7 separate regions of the Homo sapiens genome follow, and regions 2, 3, 4, 5, 6 and 7 are each linked to region 1. A link is a loop called in an ENCODE intact Hi-C map of the cell type or tissue named here. Cell type or tissue: IMR-90. All regions are shown on one strand. Region 1 has its middle 44 kb from the start of NXNL2. Region 2 has its middle 24 kb from the start of CDK20. Region 3 has its middle 59 kb from the start of SPATA31C2. Region 4 overlaps SPIN1 (spindlin 1). Region 5 overlaps LOC124902202 (a long non-coding RNA gene). Region 6 has its middle 35 kb from the start of SPATA31C2. Region 7 has its middle 110 kb from the start of SPIN1.

What was found. Hi-C counts contacts between places; a loop is a spot of excess contacts. Peaks named below come from ENCODE experiments on the same cell type or tissue, not always from the same donor. Only the 100,000 strongest peaks of a DNase experiment are listed, where the experiment ranks them.
Region 2: it touches region 1 in a loop (8-fold over the local background); 38 of 110 quality-filtered maps call a loop at or near these places.
Region 3: a loop joins it to region 1, with 4 times the contacts of the local background. A loop is called at or near these places in 4 of 110 quality-filtered maps.
Region 4: a loop joins it to region 1, with 3 times the contacts of the local background. A loop is called at or near these places in 6 of 110 quality-filtered maps.
Region 5: a loop joins it to region 1, with 10 times the contacts of the local background. A loop is called at or near these places in 58 of 110 quality-filtered maps.
Region 6: a loop joins it to region 1, with 10 times the contacts of the local background. A loop is called at or near these places in 48 of 110 quality-filtered maps.
Region 7: a loop joins it to region 1, with 3 times the contacts of the local background. A loop is called at or near these places in 3 of 110 quality-filtered maps.

The regions. Positions count from the first base shown.
Region 1 is chr9:88,576,710-88,580,709 of GRCh38, forward strand. It overlaps a transcript of NXNL2 not described here. Among named protein-coding and RNA genes, the nearest start is that of NXNL2, 44 kb to the left of the region's middle. In IMR-90, a CTCF peak has its summit at 1,964 (motif pointing left); a DNase peak (open chromatin) is centred at 1,952; H3K27ac peaks cover 156 bases.
Region 2 is chr9:87,948,709-87,952,708 of GRCh38, forward strand. No RefSeq gene overlaps it. Among named protein-coding and RNA genes, the nearest start is that of CDK20, 24 kb to the right of the region's middle. RefSeq lists an enhancer at 2,930-3,783. In IMR-90, a CTCF peak has its summit at 2,239 (motif pointing right); no DNase peak of the experiment used is centred here.
Region 3 is chr9:88,195,714-88,199,713 of GRCh38, forward strand. No RefSeq gene overlaps it. Among named protein-coding and RNA genes, the nearest start is that of SPATA31C2, 59 kb to the left of the region's middle. In IMR-90, no CTCF peak of the experiment used is centred here; DNase peaks (open chromatin) are centred at 1,488, 2,218 and 2,828; H3K4me3 peaks cover 741 bases; H3K27ac peaks cover 1,640 bases.
Region 4 is chr9:88,475,606-88,479,605 of GRCh38, forward strand. It overlaps SPIN1 (spindlin 1), which reads left to right. Exons shown (of 6, transcript NM_006717.3): 6 at 1-3,089. Among named protein-coding and RNA genes, the nearest start is that of NXNL2, 58 kb to the right of the region's middle. In IMR-90, no CTCF peak of the experiment used is centred here; a DNase peak (open chromatin) is centred at 1,926; H3K27ac peaks cover 1,778 bases.
Region 5 is chr9:88,104,300-88,108,299 of GRCh38, forward strand. LOC124902202 (a long non-coding RNA gene) reads right to left here. Exons shown (of 2, transcript XR_007061649.1): 2 at 2,186-2,304. Among named protein-coding and RNA genes, the nearest start is that of LINC03026, 28 kb to the left of the region's middle. In IMR-90, a CTCF peak has its summit at 2,298 (motif pointing right); no DNase peak of the experiment used is centred here; H3K27me3 peaks cover 323 bases.
Region 6 is chr9:88,171,729-88,175,728 of GRCh38, forward strand. No RefSeq gene overlaps it. Among named protein-coding and RNA genes, the nearest start is that of SPATA31C2, 35 kb to the left of the region's middle. In IMR-90, a CTCF peak has its summit at 1,864 (motif pointing right); a DNase peak (open chromatin) is centred at 1,863.
Region 7 is chr9:88,279,565-88,283,564 of GRCh38, forward strand. No RefSeq gene overlaps it. Among named protein-coding and RNA genes, the nearest start is that of SPIN1, 110 kb to the right of the region's middle. In IMR-90, no CTCF peak of the experiment used is centred here; a DNase peak (open chromatin) is centred at 1,737.

The sequences.
Region 1 (4,000 bases):
CAAAGGGAAAGGGCAGAGCTTGTTTTCCTGGGACTATGGAGTAGACTACAGGCAGCCCGTAGCAGGGAGGTCGGCCCTGCTTTCCTCTGGGTTCTCTGGGACGTAAGAGCCTGAGCACCAGACACAGCCCCTGCCATGTTGCTGCCTGAGTGTCTCCATGAAGTGCTTCTTCTCGGCCATGCTTAAGGGGCTCCAACACTGTGTTCCCTGCAGCCTTATCCCCAACTGGGGTGAGCCACCACCCATAGAGTGGTAGGTAGGGGGGGTCCCAGCTCCCAACTCCCAAGCCCCAGGCTACTGCTTATGGCTGCCCTCAAGGTAGAGGGTGAGGGAGGGTCCTTGCGAGGTGTCCTGGCCATGAGGAGCAGAGAGGAAGCAGGGGAGTGGGGTGACCGTGCTGAAACAGGTTGAAGCACACACAGCTGCCGTCCAGAGAGGGAGGTCTGTCAGAGCCCCAGACAAGTGAGGGTTAAAAGTGCATGTATTTCTGAGCAATTCTTAGCATTAGGAAGAGGAATTAGCTCCCTGATTCCTTTCCTGGATGCTTATTTCTACTGCTCATGGATGGGGTGTGTGTGTTTGTGACTGGGCGGGGGGGGCGGCATGAGACCATCAGGTGTTTGTGATGCACCCCCGGGCAGGGGTGAGAACAGCCCTGCACAGACAATGGACACGGTGGCCTCTGTTCCAGGTGAGCATGTCTACGGTCCTAAGAGAACTGCAGGTGCCAGCTCAGGCTGCCTCACATGATACCACAGGCTGGGGGCTCAAATGGCAGACATTCATTCTCTCACTGTTCTGAAGGCTGAAGATCTAGGTGCTGTCAAATCTGGTTTCTGATGAAGGCCTGCTTCCTGGCTTGTGGACACTGTGTCCTCACATGGCCTTTCCTCTGTGCTTATGTGGAGAGAGAAAGAGAGAGAGAGAGAGAGAGAGAAGAGAGCGAGCGAGCGCAGCACCGTGCATCTGTTCCTCTTCTTCTAAGGATGCATCGTCATATTGAATCAGGGACTTACTTATGACCTCATTTCAAAAGTGTGAGTCTCTAATCCAATATGTCCTTCCAAGTGCCATTTATAAGCCATATCGGGATTTAGGGCATCAACATATGAACTACGGGCACATGATCCTGTCCATAACAAGAATCCTGGGTGGTTGGGAGTCATCAGTGCCTAGAAACCCTGGGTCCAGCGGTGGGTCTGGCAGCAAGAGCAGTGTCCTGCTGTGGGACCCGCCCCTAGGCGCAGGCCCCTGCCGTTATATTCAGTCCTCATGGCACTCTGTGTCCAGTGTCTTCACGGTTGAAGTGGATCCATGGAGAAATTGGGAAGACTTCACGTGAAATGACTGAGAATTTGGGAAATGTCGCTATGAAAACAAGTTAAGAGTGGGGTGGTAGAGGGCACCCCTGGCAATGTCCTCAAGTATACAAAGTGCAGGCGCTGTTAATCTCCAAGAGAAAATGGAGTTCCATCACAACCAAAATAACTGGACGCAGGATAAGAGACACCTGTCCTCAAGGCGAGGGTTCCCGGACCCCAGGTGGGCTGCGCTGGACCCCAGGTGGAGACGGGCACAGCGGCTCCCAGGGGTACAAATCTTCCTTGCCTGAAGCAGTCCCTGCCGGTCCTGGAGTGGTCCGTGACACCTGGTCAGGATCTTTGCAGTTGGACAAATGTGTGAATTTGGATACAAGCAATGCAGAAAAACAGGTATCTACTGATCTGGCTTCTTTCTTTCATTTTAGTAATAAAATTTATTTGGTAATCAGTTACTTATCAATTACAGGACATTTGGGAAATAAACATAATCTGCCACCCCGCCACTCAGGGTTGGCTGTTGCCGCTGGCTGTGTATTTTCTTTTCCCTCCGGTTGGATTTCAGGTTGGGAAGTCCGGTCCGGCTGGTCAGCCAGGAGCCGCCGGCCCGGCCTACCAACTGCTCCACACTGCCCCCTCGTGGTCATCTGCTAGGCAGCAGGCTCCGACCTCCGGAAGGCTGGGCGCTCAGCCCCATCTCCTGACTTCCTTAGGGCACAGGAACTGGTGGAGCTCAGCCTCGACTGGGGCTCAGACATTGTCCACAGGCCTTTCTGAGCAACCTGGACTCCATACAGGGAACTGATTCACGGGGAAAGGGCTGGCCACGTTCAAGGATGCCCAGGCCATCTGGGGAGCAGTGGATGGAGCAGGGGACCTTGAAGTTGGAGAAGTAGGCGCTGGTGGGCGGCCTACATCTTTGTCTATGTGACAGCCACTCTGCTCCCCGCCCAGGAACTTGCAAAGGATGAACTGGACATGGGGATCACAGGAAAGTCTCGATTTCTTGCTGATTAAGTGGGTGGGTTGTCAGAACACCAAAATATGGGGGCACGCTGGCCAATGTAAAACGTTTGTCCTCCCAGAGGCACACTGGTGGCCTCTCTGCCCTTTCCTCCTGTCTTCACTACCCCACTGATGCCGCCTTTCATAACCCGAGACTCTGACACTGCAGCATGTGGTTTGGCTGATCTTGACTTTCTCAGCAGGAGATGGAACTCAGCTAAACATGGCTCTCTTGGTTGCGGGAGGCCCCTGCAATCCGGAATGCCTGAAGGACGGGGGGCTTCCTGACCTCTTCTAGTTACAGGACCCACGGGGTGGAGTCAGGTGTGGCCTGACTAGGGATTGGGTGCTGTGGCAGGACTCATTTCTGCAGCTTCAGGGCTGGCTTCTTGCTGGGACAGACTCCCTCCTGGCAGCAGCTGGTCACAGAGGTAGCTTTGGTCCCCATTGAGCTTATTCAAGTCCAGTGGAGGTGGGGCTGGTTGTGACAGCCTCCTGATGCTTAAGCCAAACGCTCAGAATTAAGTCTACTTCCTGCTGTCACATGCCCTCTGTGGAGTGTCACCAGGGCCAAGGAGACTGAATATGCTGCTGGGTAGGCTTGGGCCACACACCTCTTTTCTAGGGCTGGAGTTAGCAGCTCCTTCCCCAGAGTCTTATGACTGCGAGTCAAGGGAAAAATAAACTCCGCAATGAAAACCCGGGGTGAGAGAAGGGGGTGAGTGGGTTATGCAGGGTGGCCCCAAACAAATGTCCACCATATGGCTATCTCTTAACCTTCTGAGGGCTGGTAGCCAAATGAATTAAAAAATGATGGGAGGGCGCGGTGGCTCACGCCTGTAATCCCAGCAATTTTGGAGGCTGAGGAGGGTGGATCACGAGGTCAGGAGATCGAGACCCTCCTGACTAACACGGTGAAATCCTATCTCTACTAAAAAAAATAATAATGCAAAAAAATTAGCCGGGTGTGGTGGCACACGCCTGTAGTCCTAGCTACTCAGGAGGCTGAGGCAGGAGAATCGCTTGAACTGGGAGGCAGAGGTTGCAGTGAGCCAAGATCGCGCCATTGCACGCTAGCCTGGGTGACAGAGCAAGACTCCATCTCAAAAAAAAAAAATTCTTTTTTTTTTTTTTTTTGAGATGGAGTTTCACTCTTGTTGCCCAGGCTGGAGTACAGTGGTGAAATCTCAGCTCACTACAACTTCTACTTCCTGGGTTCAAGTGATTCTTCTGCCTCAGCCTCCCAAGTAGCTGGGATTACAGGCACCAGCCACCAGGCCTGGCTAATTTTTTGTATTTTTAGTAGAGATGGGATTTCACCATGTTGGCCAGGCTGGTGTCGAACTCCTGACCTCAGGTGATCCACCTGCCTCGGTCTTCCAAAGTGCTAGGATTACCTTGCCTGGCCAAAATTGATCATTTCTTTCCCACTAAATTTAAAGAACATAGATGTCAGCCAACAGTGGTGGGAGCTTCTCTCTTTTTTTTTCTCTTCTTGTTAAATTTTAAAGAGATTTTATTCTTTACTTTTTAAACTTGATTTTGAAATAAGTTGGAACTTAAAGTTGCAAAAACAGTACAAAAATTTTCTGTATGCCTTACCCCAGTTTCCCCAGTGTTTACACCTCACATAATTATGTTAAGATAGTCAATCCCAGGGACTTAGCATTGATGCA
Region 2 (4,000 bases), 630 kb before region 1:
TACATTGATACTATATATATATACACACACATTGATACATTGTGTTTCAATGGTATATGGTAACAGGAAGCAAATTATTAGAATGGTAGAATTAAGCTCAGTTACGTCAATAATATCAAATGTAAATGGCCCATATACATATATATATATATATATAGAGAGAGAGAGAGAGAGAGAGAGAGATGGAGTCTCACTCTGTAGCCCAAGCTGGATTGCAGTGGTGTCATCTTGGCTCACTGTAACCTCTGCCTCAGGGGCTCAAACAATTCTCCTGCCTCAGCCTCTCCAGTATCTGGGACTACAGGCATGCGCCACCACACCCGGCTAATTATTTTGTATTTTTAGTGGAGATGGGGTTTCACCATGTTGCCCTGGGTGGTCTCAAACTTCTGAGCTCAGGTGATCCACCTGCCTCGGCCTCCCAAAGTGCTGGGATTATAGGTGTGAGTCACCGCGCCCAGCCGATAATGTTTCAGTCTTCTATGTTGTCACTGGTTTTCTGTCTATTTTTATTTTATCAGTTATTGAGAAAAAGGTATTGAAATCTCCCCAGTATAACTTTGGATTTTTTAATTTTTTTCTTCTAATCCTATATGTTTTTGCTTCATGTATTTTGAAATTATTAGGTACATAAATATATACAATTGTTATAAACTTTTGATTAGTTGACCCCTTATCATTATGAAATGACTCTCTGTAACCCTGGTAATTGTCTTTTCTCTGATGTCTACTTTGTTACTGATTTAGCCACTATAGCTCCTTTTGCTCAGTGTTACCATGGTATATCATTTTCTGTGTTTTTACTTTTACCTCTTTGCATCTTTATATTTAAAGTGTTTTTCTTATAGGAAGCATAGAGATGAATCTTAATTCTTTATCTAATTGAACAATATCTACCTTTTAATGGGGCTGTTTAGATGGGCCATTTACATTTAATATTATTGACATAACTGAGCTTAATTCTACCATTGTAATAGTTTGCTTCCTGTTTGTCCCATCTTCTGTTCATTCCCATTTCTGTCTTTTTCTGCCTGCTCTTGGAATGAGTAGGGGTTTTTTTTCCAACTTTTATTTTAGATTCAGGGTGTACATACGCAGATTTGTTCCAAAAGTATATAGCGTGATGCTGAGGTTCAGAGTATGATTGACTATTACCCAGGAAGTGAGCATAGTATCCATCAGTTAGCTTTTCAGCCCTTGTTCTCCTCTCTATACCTCATCTCGTGTTCCCCAGTGTCTATTGTTCCTACCTTTATGTCCATTTGTACCTAATGTTTCACTCCCACTTGTAAATGAAAACGTGGTATTTGGTTTTCTGTTTCTGCATTAGTTCACTTAAGATAATGGCCTCCAGCTGCTTCCATGTTGCTGCAAAGGACACAGTTTCATTCTTTTTTATGTCTGCATAGTATTTCATGGTGTATATGTATCACATTTTCTTCATCCAGTCCACTGTTGATGGCCACCTGGGTTGATTCCATGTCTTTACTATTGTGAATAATGCTGCAATGAAGATACGCATGCATGTGTCTTTTTGGTAGAATGGTTTGTTTTCCTTTGGGTATATATCCAGTAATGGGATTGCTAGGTCAAATGGTAGTTCAATTCTTACTTCTTTGAAAAATCTCCAAACTGCTCTCCACAGTGACTGAACTAATTTACATTGCCACCAGTAGCATATAAGCATTCCCTTTTCCCCACAGCCTTGCCAGCATCAGTTGTTTTTTGACTTTTTAATAATAGCTATTCTGACTGTTGTGAGATAGTATCTCATTGTGGTTTTGATTTGGAATTCTCTGATGATTAGTGATGATGCACATTCTTTCATATGTTTGTTAGCTGCTTGTTGAGCTTCCTTGCCACCTAGATTCTGAATTCTCTGTCATTTCAGCCATTTCAATCTGGGGAGCTAGTGTGATCTTTTGGAGGTAAATAGACACTCTGACTTTTTGAATTGCCAGCGTTTTGTACTGATCCTCATCTGAGAGGGCTTATGTTCCTTTGTCTTTTTGAAATTGCTGTCATTGGATGTGGCTTTTTGTTTTTATATGTTTATTTCCATTGAAGGTTTGACTGTGCGGTATGTTGAGTATAGTTGATAGGTTTAGTTTCTAGGTGCTTTCAGAGGGCCAAGGCTTCCTACAGGATCTTTATTTGTGGCTAGACACCTGCATTGGCTTTCACAGGTGATGTGCGCTGAAGGCATTTTCGTTTGGTGGTGTAATTAAAACCATAATCCAGTAGATGGTGCTAAAGTGTAAGGGTCAGCAGATAGGCTCTCAGCCACCTGCCTCCTCTGTATTTTAGCATGTTTGCAGCAGTACTCTTGGGTGGGGGAGACTGAGGAGGGGGCAGTGAGAGATGACCCCCTCACTAAGTGCATTCTCAGGCCTTAGGGAAGCTCCTCCAATCACTGGCATTGCCCCCATGTTTCCTTAGCCCCAAGGGGGGCTCTGGCAGGCTGCGCTCCTGCCTCCCTTAGGGGCAGCCTGAACTGAAGGTTAGGACTCCAGGAGACCTGCAGCTCCCCAAGGGCCCACTGATCCTCTGTGCTTGGCAGAGTCCAAGCAGGCTGTGGGTTATGTCTGCAGGTGTCTGTGGATGCACTGGGTCAAGGGTAGAGGATCCCTGGGGAGGGTGGTGTTGCTGTGGGTGTGCAGCTGGTGTGGCACCTGTGGCCCAGGGTTTTTTGCCCAGCAGATGGCTGTGGGAACCACCCAGCTTGTGCTACCCAGACTGGGTCTCCTAGTGTCTGCCCTGGAGCTGGCCTAGCCAGCTAGTTTTGTCCCAAGCCTTCTGCACTAGATCTTTGGGTTGTTAGGTGCTCTAGGCTTTGGGACACCCTTGGGCAGAGGCTGCAGCTGGCAAATAAGCTGCATCCTTTTTAGACCAGTGTTACAGGGGGAGGCAGGCCTAGCTCCCACACTGTCCCATGAACCTGTGCCGCACTCTTTTCAGTGTTCTGAAAGTGGAGGCTCCTCTCTTGCTCAAGCTCCAGTCACAGATCTCAGCTCAATACTCCTGAGCTATATTCTCACACCCTGGCGGTTTGGGACTGGGCCTGCAGCTTTGTCCTGTTGAGTTGAGCATTGGCTGTGCTGGGGGAGCCAAAGTGTTCCCAGGCAAGGCAGTGGAGGCTGTGCTTTGTGCATGCTCTTGCAGGAGCAGCCAGGCAAAGGCTTTAGGAGGGGCCAGTAGATGCTGAGCAGGGGGCAGGGGGAGTCGGGGGAGGTCAGATGCACCCTGGTCCCACAGGAAAGACAGCCCTGCTCTCTCCTGCCCAGCATTGAGCAGGGGCTAGAGCCACTCGGCGCAAGACGGAGTGCCTTGGAGGATGGGCACCTATGATTGTGTTTTGCTGCAGCTGCCCTGCACACAAAACCTTCTGGCTCCACGCAGGCATGAGCTCTGCCTCTGGTTACTCTCTGGCAGTTCCCCGGGCATGACCCCACTGTGGGGCCATGGCATCTCTTGTGGCTATAGGATCCCAGAAGCCCATGGCAGGAGTGTGTTGCCCATAGTTCCTTCACTCACCCTCCCTTAGGACCTGTTCAGGGCCAGGAGCTGGGCAACTCTATGCAGGGTTCTCAGCTTCCTCCTTCTTTCTGGAATGAGTAATTGTTTTAGCTTTATTTTTATCTCTTTTGTTGGCTTATTAGCTGTAACTGTCTTTTTTATTTTTTGTAGTGGTTGCCCTATGTTTGTTTATACTTCTTCGTCACTAACTTTCTGTAATATTATACTACTTCATGTGATAGCATAAGGACCTTACAATAGTATAGTTCCATTTCTACTCTATTGGCTTTTTTGCTATTATTACAATATATGTTACTTCTACAGATATCATAAACCCCACGATGTATTATTACTATGCTTTAGAAAGTCTTCCAAAGAGAATTGTAAAATAAGAAAACATATATCATTTATATTTACCCACATACTTACTATTTTTAGTGTTCTTTTTTTTTTTGAAATGGAGTCTCACTCTGTCACCAGGTTG
Region 3 (4,000 bases), 380 kb before region 1:
CTAAAAAACAAGCAGGCAATTTCTCAGCAACTTTATTACTTTTATAACGGGTTAATAATTCTATGGAGAGCCCTGGAATTTACTACAACTTTCTGCCTTTGTTTCTTATAGAAGCAAAGGGAGTTACCAGTAAGGTAGTAATAAATTCCAAGAATCACTTAAAGATTGCTTTTATCCATGAGAAACATACCTCAATAACATGTGGGGGCCAAGGCAGGGCTTTCCCTTTGACCCTCTCTGAAGTTTCACTGAAAAATCAACTTGCAAAAGGCAGATTAATAGGAGAAAAGCCATACAAATTCATTTAACATGTATACATCGGGGGCCTTCTGAATGAAGACCCAACTTCCCAGTGAGGTACAGAAGCTTATATACCATTCTGAGGTTAGGAGACAGGAATAACAAGGGTGGTTGCAGGAGAATAGAAAATTCCAGGCAGTGGTTTCACATGGCTAGCAAAAGGAAACTGTAGAAATAGCTGCAGAAACTATGGGCTGATAAGACCCTAAAAGCCAGGGTGCGGACTAAGCTGGGTGAGACTAACCGGACTCAATGTGGCACTGGATTTGACCTAGGTTTCACCTAGAACCTCATTATACGCTCATTAGCATACAAATCACACACCCACCAGCACCATGACAGTTCCAGGAACATCCATATTTGGTGTGAAAATGAGTAGCACTAGAGTTCCAGAACATCTCCACCTTTTTCCAGGAATCTTCATGAATATTCCATCCCTTAGTTAAAGAAACCCACAAAGGCAGCCCCTCCAAACCCCTTTGCATGTGACTGTCTCTTGAGTACACCTGCACTCCCCTTTCTTGAGTGTGTACTTTTCACTTTGCAATACATTTCCGTACTTGGACTATTTTCTGACTCAGCCTTGAATTTATTCTCACTGGGGTGGAGGTCCCACTAGCAACTGGGGACTTCCCGCAGCCCACTGATGTCAGTTACAGAAAGAATGGGAGCTTGGATCCTGGTAAAACAGGTTATGGGAGTGGAGAGAAGAATTCCATTGAGGGGCAATAAATGATTACTAGAATGAATGACTGTATGGGAAACAGAAATTAACTTGTAAATAGTTCTCTTTGGAATTTAAATGATCCCTGGAGCAAGTTATTATCTTCTTTTCTGTAATGGATAAGGAGATAACAGGGAAGACAGCAAGAATAATTGTTCTCCTTGGTGAGTCTGTCCTACCTGTATGTATAGATAGGAGAAAACCAGTGCTTATTGATCTCTAAGGGTTTTTAATTTAAAATACTCATTATACCAGGGACCTGTATTTTGGAGTGAAATACTTTGAAACAACCAAAGGCAGAGAGATAGTCCCAAATTATCGATGAGAAGATTAAGTAAAGTGGGCAGAAGAGAAAAAGATTATATGTCTATAATACTGCTACCCTTCCATTACTTCTCACATCGGGCAGAATTAAGATATTTCCCAAGACTGAGACACTCATGGAAGGCAGCCAGCCGTCACCACAAATCTTCATAAGCTCACTGCAGCTTTCCTGCTGCTACACACAGGCACATTCTCTCCCCCTCTTCTTTTTTTTCCTTCCTTCCTTCCTTCCTTCCTCCCTCCCTCCCTCCCTACCTCTCTTCCTCCCTTCCTTCCTTCCTTTCTTCTTTCCTTCCTTTGCTGAGTCAAACTCAATTGTGTGTTACTTCTACAAACATTTTGTTATAAATATTTTCAAACATACACAAAAATAAAGGAAGTATAAAATGAATCTTCACGTATTTATTACCCAGTTTCAAGTATAAACATTTTGCCAATCTTGTTTTATCTACTCTCCACCCCTTCCTCTCCTCACCACTCAATGTTTCTCTGGATCATTTTAAGGCAAATTCCAGGTTTTCAGTCTTAAATGTATCACGTCTGTCTAAAAATAAGCACTTAAAAAAAACCTAATCACAGCACATTATCATACTTTCCCAAATTAATATTTCTTGATTTCATCTAATACCCAGTTTGTTTTAAAATTTTCTCAAAAATAACTTTATGCAGTTGGTGTGTTCAAATAGGCTCTATGCAAAGTCTACATCGTGCATTTGATAAATCTCTTAAGCTCTTTCAATATGTGATACTTCCCCTTCTTCTTTCTGGCTTTCAGGCCATATGTTTGGTCTGCTCAATTTTCCACAGTCTGGATCTTGATGAATTGCATTCTTATGGTGTAACTAACACATTCTTTTGCTTCTTGTATTTCCTGTAAGCTGATGTTTACATTTAGAGGCTTGTTTAGACGCAGGTTTGAATTTTTTTAGCATGAAAGTTCCAGTTGCACTGCAGAATGTCTGGTGATCCCAGGTTTAGCACTTTTGAGGTTGATCAGTTAAAAAGTAGCTGTTTGGGAGGCAAAGGGCACATGTTAGTCGCCTTTGCATGCCCATTGTCAAGCACAGCATTGTGCCTAGAGCAATCCCTGGCAATGTTTACTGAGTTGAAGCAGTTGATGAAACCCAGATTTGTGAGACTTCAGATACAAATCTTCTATTCTCAGCTGAGATGCCTAAACTTTATTAATTCACATCTGTATGTTGTAAAAGTTCTATTTTATTTTACGACCTTAGCCAGTTTTGACCAGTTCACCTTGGCTGCGGTTGTTTCTGTTTCATCTTTTTCTCATAAATAGTGTCAACCTTAAATAATGAGATTCAGAAAATATGACTAAGGATAGAGTTTATTCGAGTGCAAAGCTTGAGGATAGCCACTCATGAAGCGTCAGCTCCAAATGAATATGGTCAGCATTCCCAAGTGGAGAAGTTAAGGTTTCACTTTTACAGACAGAGACAAAGACATTTTCAGAGGATTACAACATTTTCTATAGGAGACCAGTGCATACATTAAAGCAATTTGATTGGTCACAGATTGCTACGTGCCAAGGAAGATTACTTTATTACTCAATGAGGAGGGATGGTGATCTGAGGAGGTCTTCTCTCTCGTGCTGTTTGGTCTTCTTAATTATTCACAGGGGGAAAAAAAGGCGGAAGTTGCCGCTGCACGTGACTCAGGCTGCATAGCCACATTTGTCTCAAGGCTCAGAATAACTTAAAGTTCCAACAACTTGAAGTTTGAATTATTTAATTTCACAATAGAAATTAAAACAAAGATTTTAACGTTTCTTAATAAGAAGAAGCCATCTTCATGCGAATTGTGAAATTTTTAAATTAAATATATTTTTAAAGTTAGTAATTTACTCAAGCGTTGTTTAGACATTGTTTTAGAAACTGGTATCTTGAGTGTCTATGCTTGTCATCTTTCATGATGAATGGTCCCTGTTTATTTGCAAAACTTGCCAATCTGCCAAAGCTTTATTTGCTGGGAAGTTAGCATGTCTGGGAAAGTAACACTTTCTTTTTGCTTTAGTAACGTATAAATATTTTTAAAAAAGGATATACATATTTTTAGGAAAATATTCTTAGCAAACCCAAGATTGAGATCTATGAGTTCATTTTTCCCCTATTTTTCTACACCTTTAAAAAAATTCCCCTTTGGAGATTGAAACAGGAGAAAGGGTAGGGCCCAATATCACACAGGGACAAGAGTTGAGCCTGGGAGAGTCTTGTATTCAGGACCCAAACTGGGTGCAGGGCTGGCTCATTAGGAGTTGAAATGCCTCTGCACCAGTCACGGGTGGAAATAGGTGCATTCACATGAACATGGTTGCATCAGCTTCATCCACAGGAGCCCTGAACCCGTCATTAACCTGTGATCTGGTTGGAATCTATGTACCCTATGGGTCAATGTGAAATTACTTCTCAGGGAGGCAACCACAGCTGAGGGAGTCCACAAGGTAAAATTTCCACAGAAGATAAACTCACATGTAAGAACTGCAAAAAACATACAAGAATGTCTAGTATTGTGACAATAGTAAACCCAGGTCTGCTGCATACAGACCGTACAATTGTAGGTGTGTAATTCACATTGATCACAATTGCACACTCATACACACACCCCATGCAAAACCTTACGGTAGGAATTCTAAAG
Region 4 (4,000 bases), 100 kb before region 1:
GCCGCCACAATGCAAGCATAGTTTGATGTTTTCGTTATTGCCTTTTTTGAGATGTATGTATCTGTATCTACCTATATCTATATGTGTGTATACATATATAATATATACACACAGATACAAGTGTACACACACACACCACACACCACACACACCCCACTGGCAGTCTTTGTGGATTAGGATGGGGGTGACATAATTTTCTTGAGTTTAACAGGAGTGCTTTACCCAAGTCAGTCATGGATATGATATCACTGCTCTTTATTTAAAAGTAAACTTTGGGCACAGGAACCATATGGGAACATTCAGCTTGTTTAAAAAAAAAAAATCAGAAGTTCAGAGCACCTTTTCAATCTGGAGCCCTTAAACCATAAGTCCAAATATGAATTATTTGTGAACAGTTAATGACCCATATTAGAATTTTACAATCTGGTGAACAATCTGGGTAAAAGGCTACCTTTAATTCTAAGCTTCATTTTTTTTTGGGGGGGGGTTACATTTTAATCATAAATTCTTTTTTGCAAAGCCCAGGTTCTTGTTCCACACAGTGTAATGTAGGTGTATTTTGGACAGCACATATGGTCCATTGTGTACAAGTCAGTAATCTGGATTTCAGTACATGGATTTAAAAGGCAACAATCCATCACTGGTTTGTGTGTTTTTGGTTAAGTTTCTGGAAGAATACAATGCTTTTATATTGGAAGTATAAGTTTTGAGTGGCATTGTTGCCTTCTAACAAGCTCTCTGGGACTTTTAAAGTTTTATTACTATTATTGCTAATGTATGATTATGGTCAGAGACTTTCAACCCACCCCTTCCTGCCTACCCCTGGCTTTTCCTCACAAAGAATGTCTAGACAAACAGCAGCTTAGTCTCCTGACACCTCTTGTGGGGTGCATGTTCCTGCTCCAGGTATGCTGTTCATGTGGATTCATTCCATTCAGTGGCCCCTTGGGGTTTGCATGCCAGTGAAGCGTTACCATAGAAGAGCCAGCCGTTTGTGTTCGCTTGGTAGGTGTAAGTAATAGCAGCCCTTAGCCACGGAGTCTTTATGTGGTTTATTCCTGCAAGGTTGTTTTAAACTGAAATAGAACTGCTAGTGTGATTGGTTGATCAGCAAAACAGCTGCTCTCATTTTGTTTTGGAGGAACCCTGGTGGTTTGACAGCCAGGAGAAAGGCCATATGTGAAACCAGTCTCTTGTGGAGATTGGAAATCCTCCCTGATATTTGGGCAGAGCCTAAACGTGCATGCTTGTCACTCAAACACCAGAAGTTTGAATCAGAGGTCTGAGTGACCTCTTTTGTGGCTGTTCTTGATGGTTTCCAGGCCTCGTTATGCATGGTTTGCTTGATGCCCATTTTTTGTGCCTTGTGCTGTTGGATGGTAACGACCACTCACCATGTAAACACAGTACCTCAGTTTTCTGTCCACAGCTGCAGTCGCTCTGTCCCTCGTGCTTCACTGTGGGCAGCCAGGGACAAGCTTCTGAAAGCAGTGTGATACCCAAGTCATAGGTGCTTCTCGTATGTGAACAGGTGTCATTCTACAGATCTGTTATGTGTTTTCCTGTTGACTCTTAAGAGTCCCTGCATGTAAATCTCAAAGCTGAGCCTGGCTCCCAGAGTCCAGACTGACATTACAGCGCAAGAGTTTGCAAGTGTGTCCAGCATGCACCAACTGTGCAGAACTTGGCTCGGTAACTTTGCGTGGAAAAATAAAGTACATTTTGAAGTATCTTGAGGGTTGGGTCAATTGAGACATTTCTAGCATTACTTAATGACTTGCATTGTGGTTTTTCTGCAAGCAACTTTAATGACTTTTTTTATACCACATGGTCTCCCAGTTTCTAGATGAATGCAACATGATGATGGTGATGATGACGATGAGTTTAATCATTGTTCATTTATTGCCTTTAGGGCTGAGGGAAAGGGAAGGTTTGTTTTTTTTTCTCCCCATTTTCCCCCATTCTGTCTTTCTTTTGGTGACTTACACCACATGTAATGACGCTATGACTAATTCTGCTCCCAAGCCCTTGTATCTTGGGCTTCATTTTAGGCTCATGTGTCAGATCTGCATGCATTGCTTGCATTTTTCTGGTATCTGAATGTTGGTTCCTTGTTCCAGGAATTCAACATTAATTTCCAAAAGTATCATGGGACTTGTGACAATACAAGACATGAATCTATGTATAAAATTTATCGGCCTTTCTCATTTACCTGCTCTAGTATTATTGTATTGTGTGTGCGTGCGTGTGTGATGTCAGGCTGCCACGTAAAACTTCAGAGAAAAATCTTAAAAGCAGACCATCCTTTTTTGCATGCTCTATTCTAAGTAGAATGTTCAATGTAACTGACTAAAATTGCATGTTAAAGATATTTAGGTTTTTTTGTTTTCTTTATTTTTATTTGTTTTCAGTTTCCTGTATATTTGCTTACTGTGCCGTTTTAGTGGTTTTAGGATAAAAATGCACTGGTGAAGCAAATGTAGTGCCAACAGAAGGTGATTTTCCAGTTGTAAATGTCATGCAGCATTTGAAGGGACTGTGTTTTCTTAAAAAAAAATCACAGTTACTTCTAAACCAGATTTCATTTCTTTTATTGTTTTATGTGCCAAACCACGAAGTGCATTGGGCTTCAATCTCTGAACACTGTAGACCCATTAGAAGACTGTTCCGATTGTTACAAATTGTAGTGCCTGAAAACACTCTTAAGCTGATTGTCTTAACAAAATGAAAGTTCTCCAAAGACAAAACAGAACAATTATTATAACAAAATAATTATGGTTGAAATGTCTGTGGTTCCTTGGAAATGCTGCGCTCTTTGTGTTTTTCCATCATTAGTGCAGTTGGAATGAATGTGTATAGGTCAGAGGTCTTCGTGTTCACATTTTAAAATTAGGTAAATGACCTCATCTTTCAAGCTTGAATTCATTTTTAATTTTAATTTTATTTTATACAATGTGTAGACAGTTCCCTGTTCTCTGCATTTAGAAGTATACACAATATAAATCTGTTAATTCTGTAAGTAATTTTTATAATTATGATGTAACTCTATCTTATCCTTAAAACATTTAAAATAAACCCTTTATGTGCAACTCCTGACTGTAAAGTTTGTGCTGATGAGCAACATGTGATGTGTTAAACTTGATTCTGAAAAGTTTTTTGGGCCAAGTAACCTTTTCACCACATGTAAATGTCAGATATGCATAGAAAGAAATAGAATTTTTATTTGATAACATTCAATAATACCTGAAAGAAGAGGAGGCAGTCATCAATATCACACATATATTAAATATTGAAGTTTGCAATTTGACATTGAGAAAGTTTAACTTACAAGATCTTAAACTTAAAAAAATTCTTTTAAATATAATTAAATAATGGGTATTTTATACTTTTCACAAGTATTCTTGCTTTGAATATTTCTTATAATGCTTTTACTCATAAATAATAAACAATGGGATTCTATAGTGAAAAATCACTATTTCTCAATGCTAGGATACAAAAAAATGAAAGTAATATAGGCTGGTGCAAAGTAATAGCAGTTTTGCCACTGCTTTTATGGCAAAAAATGCAATTACTTTTTCACCAACCTAATATTAACACCTATGTATGTTTTATCTTTCTTGATTATTTTAATCAGTGAGGTAAAAAGTGGAATTTATGGCATGCTTTAATAAGATTTTTTTTTTTAATGTTTCCCAGTTCATTTTGGCCTAAGGATCTCATGCTTAAGTCTGGGATATTTACCTGCCTTTGGGAGAATGGTTGATACTTGGTGAGGGATGAATGCAAACTTGGGCTTTGGGACGCTGGGCTTCTAGGTTTGTGTCAGTGCAGTGCCTGTGCTCCAAGTCCATGGAGGTTACTGAGGTGGACTGAAGGCAGGGTCTACTCCGGCTTAGGTGGAAGAAGGCTGCAGTTCAAGGAGGAAATGAGCCATTGGGAAGCACAGGTGCCTCTCTTGAGTCTGGGTTTTCTGACCTTCCTTGCTGAAGGTAGATTATTC
Region 5 (4,000 bases), 470 kb before region 1:
TGCAACCTCTGCCTCTAGGGTTCAAGCAATTCTGCTGCCTCAGCCTCCCAAGTAGCTGGGATTACAGGCACGTACCACCACGCCTTATAACTGGGGCCAGAAGTTTGAGAACAGCCTGGCCAACGTGGTGAAACCCCATCTCTACTATAAATACAAAAATTAGCTGGGTGTGGTGGCGGGTGCCTCTAATCCCAGCCACTCCGGAGGCTGAGGTAGGAGAATCGCTTGAATCCGGGAGGCAGAGGTTGCAATGAGCTGAGATTGTGCCATTGCACTCCAGCCTGGGCAACAAGAGCCACATTCCACCTCAATAAAAAATTAATAAAATAAGATAAATAAACAAATAATACATGGAAGACAAAATAGAGAAAACTCAATAAAATTACAAATTGGTTTTTTGAAAAGATCAAAATTGATGAATCCTTAGACTAAGAAAAAAAGAGAAAAGGCTTAAATAATTAAAATCAGACGTGAAAGAGGAGACATTACAACTAATGCCACAGAAATAAAAACAATTATGAGAGACTACTATGAATAATTATAAACCAACAAAATGGATAATCTTGGTAGCTTACAAACACGCAATCTACCAAGTCTGAATCATAAAGAAATAGAAAATCTAAAGAGACCTAAAACTAGTAAGGAGATTGAATCAATAATCAAAAACCTCTCAACAAAGAAAAGCCCAGGACCAGATGACTTCACTGGAGAATTCTACCAAATATTTAAGGAAGAATTAATACCAATCCTCCTAAAACTCTTTCAAAAAATTAAAGAGGAGGGAGGGAACACTCCCAAACTCATATTTATGAGTGCAGCACTACCCTTATACCAAAGCCAAAGATACTACAAGAAAACTGCAGACCAATATCTTTAATGAGTATTGATGCAAAAATCATCAACAAAATACCAGCAAACTGAATTCAACAGCACATTAAAAGGATTACACGTCATGACCAAATGGGATTTATTCCTAGAATGCAATGTTGGTTCAAAATGCAAAAGTAAATCGACATCCAAAACCAGACTCTTGTTCTTGTCCCCAAACCTGCTTTCCAGCAGGATTCTCAGTCTCAGAAAGTGGCACCGCCATTCACGCTACTGCTCAGGCGAAACCTCTGCATCATCGACATCTGTGTTTGTTTCACACTCAATATTTAACCTGCTCGCAAATCCTTTCAGCGTTCTCTTCACATATATCCAAAACCCAGAATCTCTTCCCTTCGCCTCCATTGCTAGCCCTCAGGATGGCATCATTGTCTACTCTTCTGCTCTTGGCTATTTGCGTAACAGACAGAGTAATTCTTTCAAAATCTGAATGTGATTGTGATACTCTTCTGCTCAAAACTGCCCAGTAGCTTCCCATCACACTTAGAAAAATTCGGGGTCCTCACTGTGGCCAACATAATGTTCCATGACCTGGTCATGGCTTCCACTTCAGCCCCCATCAGCAACGCCTCACTCCCTCATTCTACTTTCGGGCACCACCTCCTCCCACAGCCTGGAAAATGCCCCATGTGCTTCTACTTCAGGACCTTTGTATTTGCTGTTCCCTCTGCTGAATGATCCTCCTAGATCTCCACATTTGCTGATCCTAGGCCTGAAAATTTCCTCCCAGACATCTACATGGCTCAATGCCTACACTACATTCAGAAATAGCTAGCAGAAAGGTCTTTCATGACCACCCTGTATAAAACAGCACCCCATCAGTATCTCTGCATTTTATATGTTAAATTTTTCTTTGATATCATCCCCTGATGTTACTTATTGTACCTATCATTTTATTTATTTATTTATTTTTGAGACGGAGTTTCGTTCTGTCTCCGGCTGGAGTGCAGTGGCGCGATCTCGGCTCACTGCAACCTCCGCCTCCCACGTTCAAGTGATTCTCCTGCCTCAGCCTCCTGAGTAGCTGGGATTACAGGTATGAGCCACCATGCCCGGCTAATTTTTGTATTTTTAATAGAGACGGGGTTTAGCCATGTTGGCCAGGCTGGTCTTGAACCCCTGACCTCAGGCGATCTACCCGCCTCGGCCTCCCAAAGTGTTGGGATTATAGGCGTGAACCACTGTGCCCAGCCTAATGTACCCATTATTAAGTGAGACTATAGGGTACAGAAAATACATTTTGCCTGTGTCGATATATTTCTGTAGTGTCTGAAAAAAAAGTGCCTGACGCTTAGTATATGCCGGACCAATTACTTTAATGAGAGGATGGCTTTCTCTTTCCCATCTTTTACCACACTGGGCGTGGACTAAGCAAACGGGGGAAAATGCAGTAGTCAGAGGCAGCAGCAGATGGCACTGTAAAGAAAGGTGAGCATTAGATTTTGGACAAAATTGAGTAGTCTGTAGAAACCACGTGTAAAAAGCAAATGAGGCTTGCTGTAAGACATCACCATTCCCCTAGCCAGTCTCTCACCCTTAAACTGCAGGAAATCCTGGTGTGAAAGGTTAGTGCCAGTGACCAGGAAAGCTGAGCCGCTCAATTTCCCATAACCACATCAAAGCAGGGGCATGGTTAATAATATTATCAACCTTTCTTACCTTGATGCTCTATAAGGAAATAGCTAACACATGTTAATAAGAGTTGCCTTGAAAAGATCTTGTCCTAAGAATGCTGCAAAGCCCCTGTGAATGTGGAAATGGAGCGAGAGGATGGTGCAGGCATTTTGGCAGCATAGGTACCTTAGAGTCCTTCTTAAAAATGAAGGTGTTGACATCTTGATTCAGTTTTGAAAACTTTTTATGGTTAGTCTCCTTTGGGGATAAGTGAAAAGAGTGTGTTTTTGGGATAAGACTCTTTTCCTTTGTAAAGCCATTGTTTTAGAGTATCTGGAAACAATTCTGTGTGCTTTTTCCAGGTGGGAAACAATGGGGTGAGGGGTGGGGGTCATGCACAAACACTTATTTTTTAAAAGACTCCCCTCGCATGCAACACTTCTTGGGAAGCCACTGCATAGTTTTCTCCAAAAAAAGTGAATGTGTAAAGCAACAAAAAGAAATACACTGGAGCTAAGAAAAAAGGATTTGGAAAGAGAGTCAAATCCTCATTTTCATACTAAAACACAGTAAATGATATCTGAGATAGAATAATCAAGAAATAGCAATATAAGTATGTTATTTAGCAATATGGAGACTAAGACCAAGAGAACCAGCTAAGAGAGCTAAAATTACTACTTTGCTGTGGTGGCCAAGTGTCCAGGCTTGCTCAGGACTGTCAGTCCCACACTCTGGAAAAGTCCTCAGTCCTAGGATACAAGACATCTCAGTTTTTCATGATGGATGAGGAAAGTTGAGGGAAAAGTACAAAACTCATAGAGCATCCTAAAAAATAGGGGCTGAGTACAGCACAGATCCCCTGCTACCATGGCCATTGCCCACTGATGTTGGCACCCACGACTTGGGGTTCCCTGCAATGGGGCATTAAGTGAGGAGCGAGTGAGGTGACTGATGTGACTTAAGGGTACAGCAGTTCAGGGAAGTATTAAGAAAAATGAAACAGAAAGAGTAAAAATATCCCACTGTCTCATGGTACAGAAAAAAGATGTCATTGTTGTTTTCAACTAAATATAGGTAGTCTCTCTTTAGTTAGTCCTATTGTACATTCTCCTTGTTAAAACATTCACATGTATCTTGAGAATACACAATTATATGACCTACAAAATTTATTAAATGTAATAAAGAGTAAAATAAGTTGTCAGAGAATAAAAAAATTATGAAAATATTGTTATATTTTCCTCACACATATTTTTTGTTTAATCAGCCCTACTACTAATTGCCACTGTTAACTAGTTCTATTGTTTTTGTTTAAATAATAAATTCATCATTTCACTTTGTTTAAATGATAGCATTTATGTAACAGAAAAGTAAATAATATGTATCATTTCAAATAAACACCAATTTTTCTCATCTTACATAACATAAAGTTTAAGTAACCCAGGTTAGCACTCTAATAATCTGGTTGCCCTCATCTGGGGAGGGAACAGAGGGACAGGAG
Region 6 (4,000 bases), 400 kb before region 1:
CTAAAAGAGACAGCCTGGCTGGGCCTGGTGGCTCATGCCTGTAATCCCAGCACTTTGGGAGGCCAAAGTGAAAGGATTCCTTGAGCCTAGGAGTTTGAGACAAGCCTGAGCAATGTAGTGAGACCTTGTCTCTACTGGAAATAAAAAAATAGCCAGCCGTGATGTGCACGCCTATAGTTTCAGCTACTAGAGAGGCTGAGGTGGGAGGATCACTTGAGCCTCAGAGTTTGAGGCTGCAGTGAGCTGTGATTGCACCAGTGCACTCCAGCCTGGGCAACAGAGCAAGGCCCTGTCTCAAAAAAAAAAAAAAAAAAAAAAGAGAGAGAGACAATATTGCCAGACAATAAAAGTCTTCTGATGGAAGAGAGCAGCATCTGTGAGGTGGGACTCCCAAATAACCACACTTGAATCCAATCAAGTTCCTAGTAACAATATTAATCTAGCAGAAATATGAGGAGGAGCAAAGGGAAACATTAAACATGATCAAGAGACAAATCTCACTTTTTAATGTTAATGTAAATATTAATGTAAATCCTTAATATTAATAAATAGAGCTTATTAAGTGCATTATAAAATCATAAACCTCAGACAAGTTTAAGGTCATCTCAGTCACCATGAAGATGGTGTAATATCAGGAAATCAACCAGTATAATTAATCATATTAAAAATCGATTAAAAAAAACTGTATGATCACATAAAAATTCATGCTTAGGCTGGGCGTGGTGGTTCACCCTGTAATCCTAGCACTTTGGGAGGCTGAGGAGGGTGGATCGCCTGAGGTCAGGGGTTCAGGACCAGCCTAGCCAACATGACGAAACCCCGTCTCTACTAGAAATACAAAAATTAGCCAGATGTGGTGGCACATACCTGTAATCCAAGCTACTCGGGAGGCTGAAGCAGGAGAATCCCTTGAACCCAGGAGGTGGTGGTTGCAGTGAGCCGAGATCACGCCACTGCACTCCAGCCTGGGCAACAGAGTGAGACTCTGTCTCAAAACAAACAAAAAAACAAACAAAGCCTCATGCTTGATTAAAGCCATAAGTATAATAGAAACAAAAATATTTCAATAATTCAATAAGACGTGTGTGTGTGTGTGTGTGTATGTATCACTTAGTGATAAAATATGCCATTAAAATCAGGCATATGTGGTTGTGTGTTATCTCCATTACTTAGTTGTATTCTCATTATTAAATTGTTTTGCCTGTTATTAGACAAAATAAAGAAGGTATAAATATAGGACAGAAGGAGGCAAATTATCATTTTTAGATGATATATGCCTGGAAAATCTAAAAGAATCAAAATTTTATCATAAGGAAAAAAGAACTCAGCGAGATGGCTGGAGAATCATCATCATCATAATGACAGCTCACTCTCTCCAGGCATTGTGCTGAGTGTTTCTCACACATGAGCTAGTTTCATTCTCATAACAATCCTGAGAGGCACACATTACTGTTATCCCCATTGTAAAGATGAGGGAACTGAGGCACAAAGAAGCTAGTAATTTGTCCAGGTCAAAAGCTGGTAAGTGGTAGGGCCAATATCCAGAAGCAACGGTGCTCAGAATTTCATATAATAACCACTTTTTTAAATTTCCCATTGATAATAACAACCTAATTAAAAATATGTAGAAATACACATAGCAAGAAATGAAGACCACCTGTATGATTAAAACTTTAAAAGACAAAAATATAAAATGAAAAACTAAAAAAGATGAACAGCAGAGTTGCTGAATTCCTGGTAAACGCTCACCTTCTTGGTTGTCTAGACCAGCGATTTCCAAACCCATGGAGGGAGCCATCAGACCTACCATTTGGATTCAGAGTTTATGCCCCCTTGTCACAAGGGGGCGGCAGGGGCATCTGAGAAATAAGCAGAAATTCCATAATGAGAGCGCCCCCTACACTCAATTATTACTCATGAACTTCTGCCCACATCCAATTAAGTGAATTTATAGGTGTTATTATTAAGTTGAAAGTCTTTTAATTGAGAAGTATCGTAATTATACAGGGAACAACCAAGAAAGTCTTTGGCATTCATGGTAATTTATAGATCATCTCATAATAAAATATTTAAACCAGAGTTTTTAACTTAAACATTACAACCAAAGTGTGCTAATGTTGTTAAACTTTTCTATAAATAGAAATGTCTTAGTAATTTGTTGCCTGGAATATATTTTCAAAAAATGAACAGACGGCCAGGCATGGTGGCTCACGCCTGTTATCCCAGCACTTTGGGAGGCCGAGGCAGGAGGATCACGAGGTCTGGAGACCGAGACCATCCTGGCTAACACGGTGAAACCCCGTCTCTACTAAAAATACAGAAAATTAGCCGGGCGTGATGGCAGGTGCCTGTAGTCCCAGCTACTCAGGAGACTGAGGCAGGAGAATGGCGTGAACCCGGGAGGCAGAGTTTGCAGTGAGCCGAGATCGCACCACTGCACTCCAGTCTGGGCAACAGAGCGAGACTCCGTCTCAACAACAACAACAACAACGAAAAAAGAACAGACAAAAATCTACTCTTTCAAGGCAAATTTTAGATTCTAACAAGGAGAAAAAAATGAACTTTTTTGAAAGAGAGATGAGAAAATTCTGTCATTGTGAAATTTCTTATAACACACTTAAAAATTGAGGAATAGAGTTTTTTTAATGTTTTGAAATCTTCCCAATGAAGAACCCACTTCATAAAACATAAAAAGTAAAACCTCTTCTAATCGATTTGCACGGCCGCCTGAACTGCATCAGGAAAGATGAGCCTGATTCCCTTCAGATCTCTGCAAAGCCAGCAGGTGGACCTGGACTCTGGGATGCACAGCTGGCAAGGGCAGCACAGCCACAGGCTTCTGTCTGGATTCTTGTGTTTCAAAGAAGCCTTTGCAACAGTGATGGAGATAGAAACCAGGCATCAAAATAAACGGAATCTAGAGCCAGAACTTCACAAAAGAATTTGTATCAAAAGATTCAAGCTCAATTTTTCAAAAATAACAATACACATCCAATCACATTACTGTATTAGAATAATGTTTTCTAGTGAAAGTAAAATAAGTTTTTATATCATTAGATATAATGCATTTTTAAATAATGCTTATTTCATCTCCAATTTATCCCTTTTAATTTCTATTTTTGCATATGTTATAATGAACACAGTGTTATAATGTAATGGTATACTTAAAATATTTTAAGGATATATATATATAAACCCATGATAAATATAAACAAACATACTGGGTGCATACTAGCCTATTTAAGAAACTGTTTAGGGCACATGTTAGAATCTGGAGACATCTATGTTGACTTTCCTTACTTAATAATTGATGATCAAATAATCTCCTTTGGCTGCACAGCAGCCAGAAGATTGATTGTTCATAAGTCTTCCCCTGCTGAGACTTTTAAGTGTTACTTGCTGGTTCAGTTGATAAAAACAAAGTAGGCATTTTGCTCACACACACAAACACACACACACACACACACAAAGTCAACATAATCTTTGCTGAGACATTTGCATTTGATAATTTAAAAAATCAAACTAATCTAATCTCAGTTTTCCCAACTAAGATTCTTCTTTTCAATTCTGCATTTATGGGTTATAAAACCAATTTCTTGATAGTTTATTTTTCTGAAAATAATTGGATTCCTATACATGGCCATCTGACATTAGATATTATTATTATTGTTGTTGTTGACATTTTGCCTCTTTGCCTTTGCAGTAGGTCACTAAAGAAGCAGTTCCTTGAAAAACTGAATTTCTATTGTCTCTGTCAGAAAAAAATCATTCATTAGCAGGAGAAGAACAGCAAGAGATCAATCACATAATCTGTAAGTACTTTCTGGAAAGAAACAGTTTAATTTATGGTTCTCAACCTCAGTGACACGCTGCAATCACCAGGGCTCTTTAAAACATCCTGATCCCCTGCTTTCCCTCCAATCCCAGGGGTCTGAGGACATTGGTTTGGACATCGGGGGTTTTCAAAGCTCCCCCAGTTAAATAAATGGGAACAATAGCC
Region 7 (4,000 bases), 300 kb before region 1:
AATTAGCTCATTTATACGATAGACTGTAATATAACCATTAAAACATTTATAAAACCTGTAAAATAGCATGAGAAAAATCCTATGATATAAAGGAAAAAAGAAAAAATATGAGCTTATATACACACATACACACACACATATACGCACACGCACAGTTGCACATTAAAATTTTTTAAAAATGTGTAAACAATGAGAAAGAAACGCTGAGTGCCTTATCTAAGTATTTATAATTCCTGGTAACCTTGCAGGTTACAAATAAAGTAAATTATAATGTCATAAACACCTGTGCATTGGCCACATTCAAAAGCAATCCATTCATGGCCGTGAGCGGTGGCTCATGCCTGTAATCCCAGCACTTTGGGAGGCCGAGGCGGGCACATTGCCTGAGGTCAGTAGTCTGGGACCAGCCTGGCCAACGTGGTGAAACCCCATCTCTACTAAAAAATAATAATAATAATAATACAAAAATTAGCTAAGGATGGTGGCTGGCACCTGTAATCCCAGCTACTCAGGAGGCTGAGGCAGGAGAATCGCTTGAACCCAGGAGGTGGAAGTTGCAAGGAGCTGAGATCATGCCACTGCACTCCAGCCTGGGAGACAGGGAGATTCTGTCTCAAAAACAAACAAACAAACAAAATCAATCCATTCAAAATCCCTCATATCTGAATCCTTCTGTTTATTCCCAAGTCACCCCCACTCACTCAGCTCTAGTCTCTGCCTGATTTCGGCTGTGGGCATCCAATGACACAATGTAATTATAAAGTATGCCAATTATTAAGTTAAAATTGGAAATGAGGCTAGGCACGGTGGCATGCACCTGTCAACTCAGCTACTTGGGAGGCTGAAGCAGGAGGGCTGCTTGAGGCCAGGAGTTTGAGTCTAGCCTGAGCAACATAATGAGACTCCCATCTCTCAACAAAAATTTTAAAAACATAAACCTGGAAATCATAAACGTAATACATTGTTTCTCACATTGAAACGCTGCTCAAATTAGAGTAAAGCTATTGGGAAAGGATTGAGTCCCCTCTATCCCAAAAAGGATCATTTAACAATTAAAGAGAAGAGAACAAAGACAAATGAAAATGATGTGAGTCTCAATAGAAGAACTTTATTAAAAGCAGAACTTTGTATTCTTTTAACTAAGCCTTTGATGGCTAGGCAGTCAAATTTGAAAGTAAAGTGAAAAAATGCCCTCAGCCAAGTTTGCAGGGAATGCTTTGTGATTCTAGCAAGGTGGGTCTCTAGTGAGGCTGGACCAGAAATAATACAGTGAGAAGCAACCAAGAGCCCACTTGGGGTCAGCGATGGGTTTCCGGAATGGCATGTTGGGGAACCTGGGCTTTGTTCTCCATTCAAGGAAGTGTCAAAGGCCATTTAACCAAGAGCACAGTGCCCTCAGATCTGTGGTTTAGGAGGGAAGCCTGGGGTTGCGGGGAGCAGGGACAAGAGGAAGTGCCTGCAGGTATGAAAGCCACAGAGAGGTGTGTCTTTTAAGTTTCTTTGGTCTCCCTGACCTGAGGACCAGAGGATTCCTAAGCGACTCTCTGAATTAGATTTCTGCCAATGCCCCTGGAAAAAGCTCATTTTAGTTCATTCCGCTGAGCACTGTGCCCCCAGTGGTAACTGTGGATCATCAATGGCCACAACGACTGCCCACAGAAGCCGGGTTGCCAAGGAAACAGCCTAGTACTTGCTCCTTAATTCCTGGCTTCAGTGTAACTGTTGAGCTGACGTCATACTGAATCGTGAAGGGTAGCAATGAATGGGGTGGCCTACCTCAAACAGCAAGGCGAGTCATGGCCCAGAAACAAAGGTCAGGAGGGAGCCTGGGAGCCAGAACCCCCCGCATCCCTGCTCCGCTGCTGTGTGATTGCTGCTGCTGTTCTTCCTGGAGGATGAACTGACACATTTGGTTGGAAAAGGCTTCCAGAAGAGATCCTACCTTCCTTCGAGTGTGGCCGAGAGATCAATCAATCCCAAGAGTATCCAGTATGGATATGATTTGAAAGAAACTCACTTGTCATTTCATGTGAACACAGCAATTACGATAGTAGATGTACATGGAGACAAACACACACACAGACACACACACACACATACTCAGAGAGAGAGCCAGCAGCCCAGGCAGTATATGCCGTATACACCAAAGCATGGTCAATGATCAGTAGCTATCTATAGATTAAAGCTGATTTTACTTTCTTGCTTGTCTACTATTTCTCTACATTTTTTACATGACCGTACATCACTTTTGCAATAAGAAAAATATAAAAAGTTTATTTTCGGCTGGCACAGTGGCTCACGCCTGTAATCCCAGCACTTTGGCAGGCCAAGGTGGGCTGATCACCTGAGGTTGGGAGTTCGAGACCAGCCTGACCAACATAGAGAAACCCCATCTCTACTAAAAATACAAAATTAGCTGGGCATGGTAGCACATGCTTATAATCCCAGCTACTCAGGAGGCTGAGACAGGAGAATTGCTTGAACCCGGGAGGTGGAGGTTGTGGTCAGCCACGATTGCGCCATTGCACTCCAGCCTGGGCAACAAGAGGGAAACTCCGACTCAAAAAAAAAAAAAAAAGGGCCGGGCGCAGTGGCTCACGCCTGTAATCCCAGAACTTTAGGAGGCTGAGGTGGGAGGATCATGAGGTCAGGAGATCAAGACCATCCTGGCTAACACGGTTAAACCCCATCTCTACTAAAAATACAAAAAATTAGCCGGGTGTGGTGGCGGGCACCTGTAGTCCCAGCTGCTCGGGAGGCTGAGGCAGGAGAATGGTGTGAACCCAGGAGGTGGAGCTTGCAGTGAGCCAAGATCGCACCACTGCACTCTAGCCTGGGCGACAGAGGGAGACTCTGTCTCAAAAAAAAAAAAAAAGAAAAGTTTATTTTCATTTAACTATAAAAGGAGAGTGGTCTGGCCATGAGCTCATGTCTTTCAGGTGCCTGCTCAGAGGATGAGTCAAGAGTCAGGAATTTCAGAGGGGACCACTATCAGCAGGGGAGCCCTGTAGCTCAAATGGCCTTAGGTGTTATGTCTCCCTAAGTTTCTGCCCTCCCTCCCTAACCCACCCCTAATGTCCCCATTTTATTTTTCTTTAAATTTATTATTATAATTATTACTTTTAGAGACAGAGTCTTCCAGGTGGAATTTGCTCTTCCAGGTGGCTTTCTTCTGGAAAGCCCATAGGCTGAAATGGAAGGATTCTCAGGCTGGCCACCTGAGAGCAGCCACGCAGGGAGACTGTTCACAGCACGGAACAGAGAGCAGCCCATGGAAGGTCAGGCAGGGCTCCATCTGCAGAAGCAAGGAAGGGAAGGATGGGGAAAGGGCTGCCAGAAAGGGAAGGTAGAGAAGAGAAAAACCAAGAAGCAGAAAGGGCAACCAAGTTTATGAAGCTTTACCACAGGGCGGCCAGGTCTCAACTAGTATTAGAGTTATTTCAATATTTTAAAAAAAAAGAAAACTGAGTATACAGTGAGTTGCAGAGAAATACAGCCCCTAGCAACACACATATATAAGAGATAGCAGGCCAAAACAGGGAAAGCACAGAGTCAAGGCAGAGAGCACGCCACTCCTGGCCAAGAACAAATTCAAACCCACCCTGCTGAGAAGCTGCTGGTCAACAACTCTTCCTGACCCAGCACATTTGTAGTTCTAGCTACTATTTAATTTCATCCTCAAGAGGTTCATAGTAGTGGAAAGAGTGGAAACCAGAAAATAGAGAAATTAAAATAAAGCACCAAGCCCTGTCCTTCTTTAAAGTGGCATTGAACGCATTTAACTCTGCTTATTCCTGGAATCCAGTGATGGCCACACTACAGGGATTTAAACAAAATGGCAATAAACTATGAACCCATAAAGATGAAGAAAACAAGAGCAACAACAACAACAACAAACTTTGAAGCTAGAAAGCAATTAGATGAGTGAAACTGACTCATCAGGCTTATGAGGGCCAAATCCAAGATCAAAAGGAAAGCTGGAAATTAGGGAAATCACAAG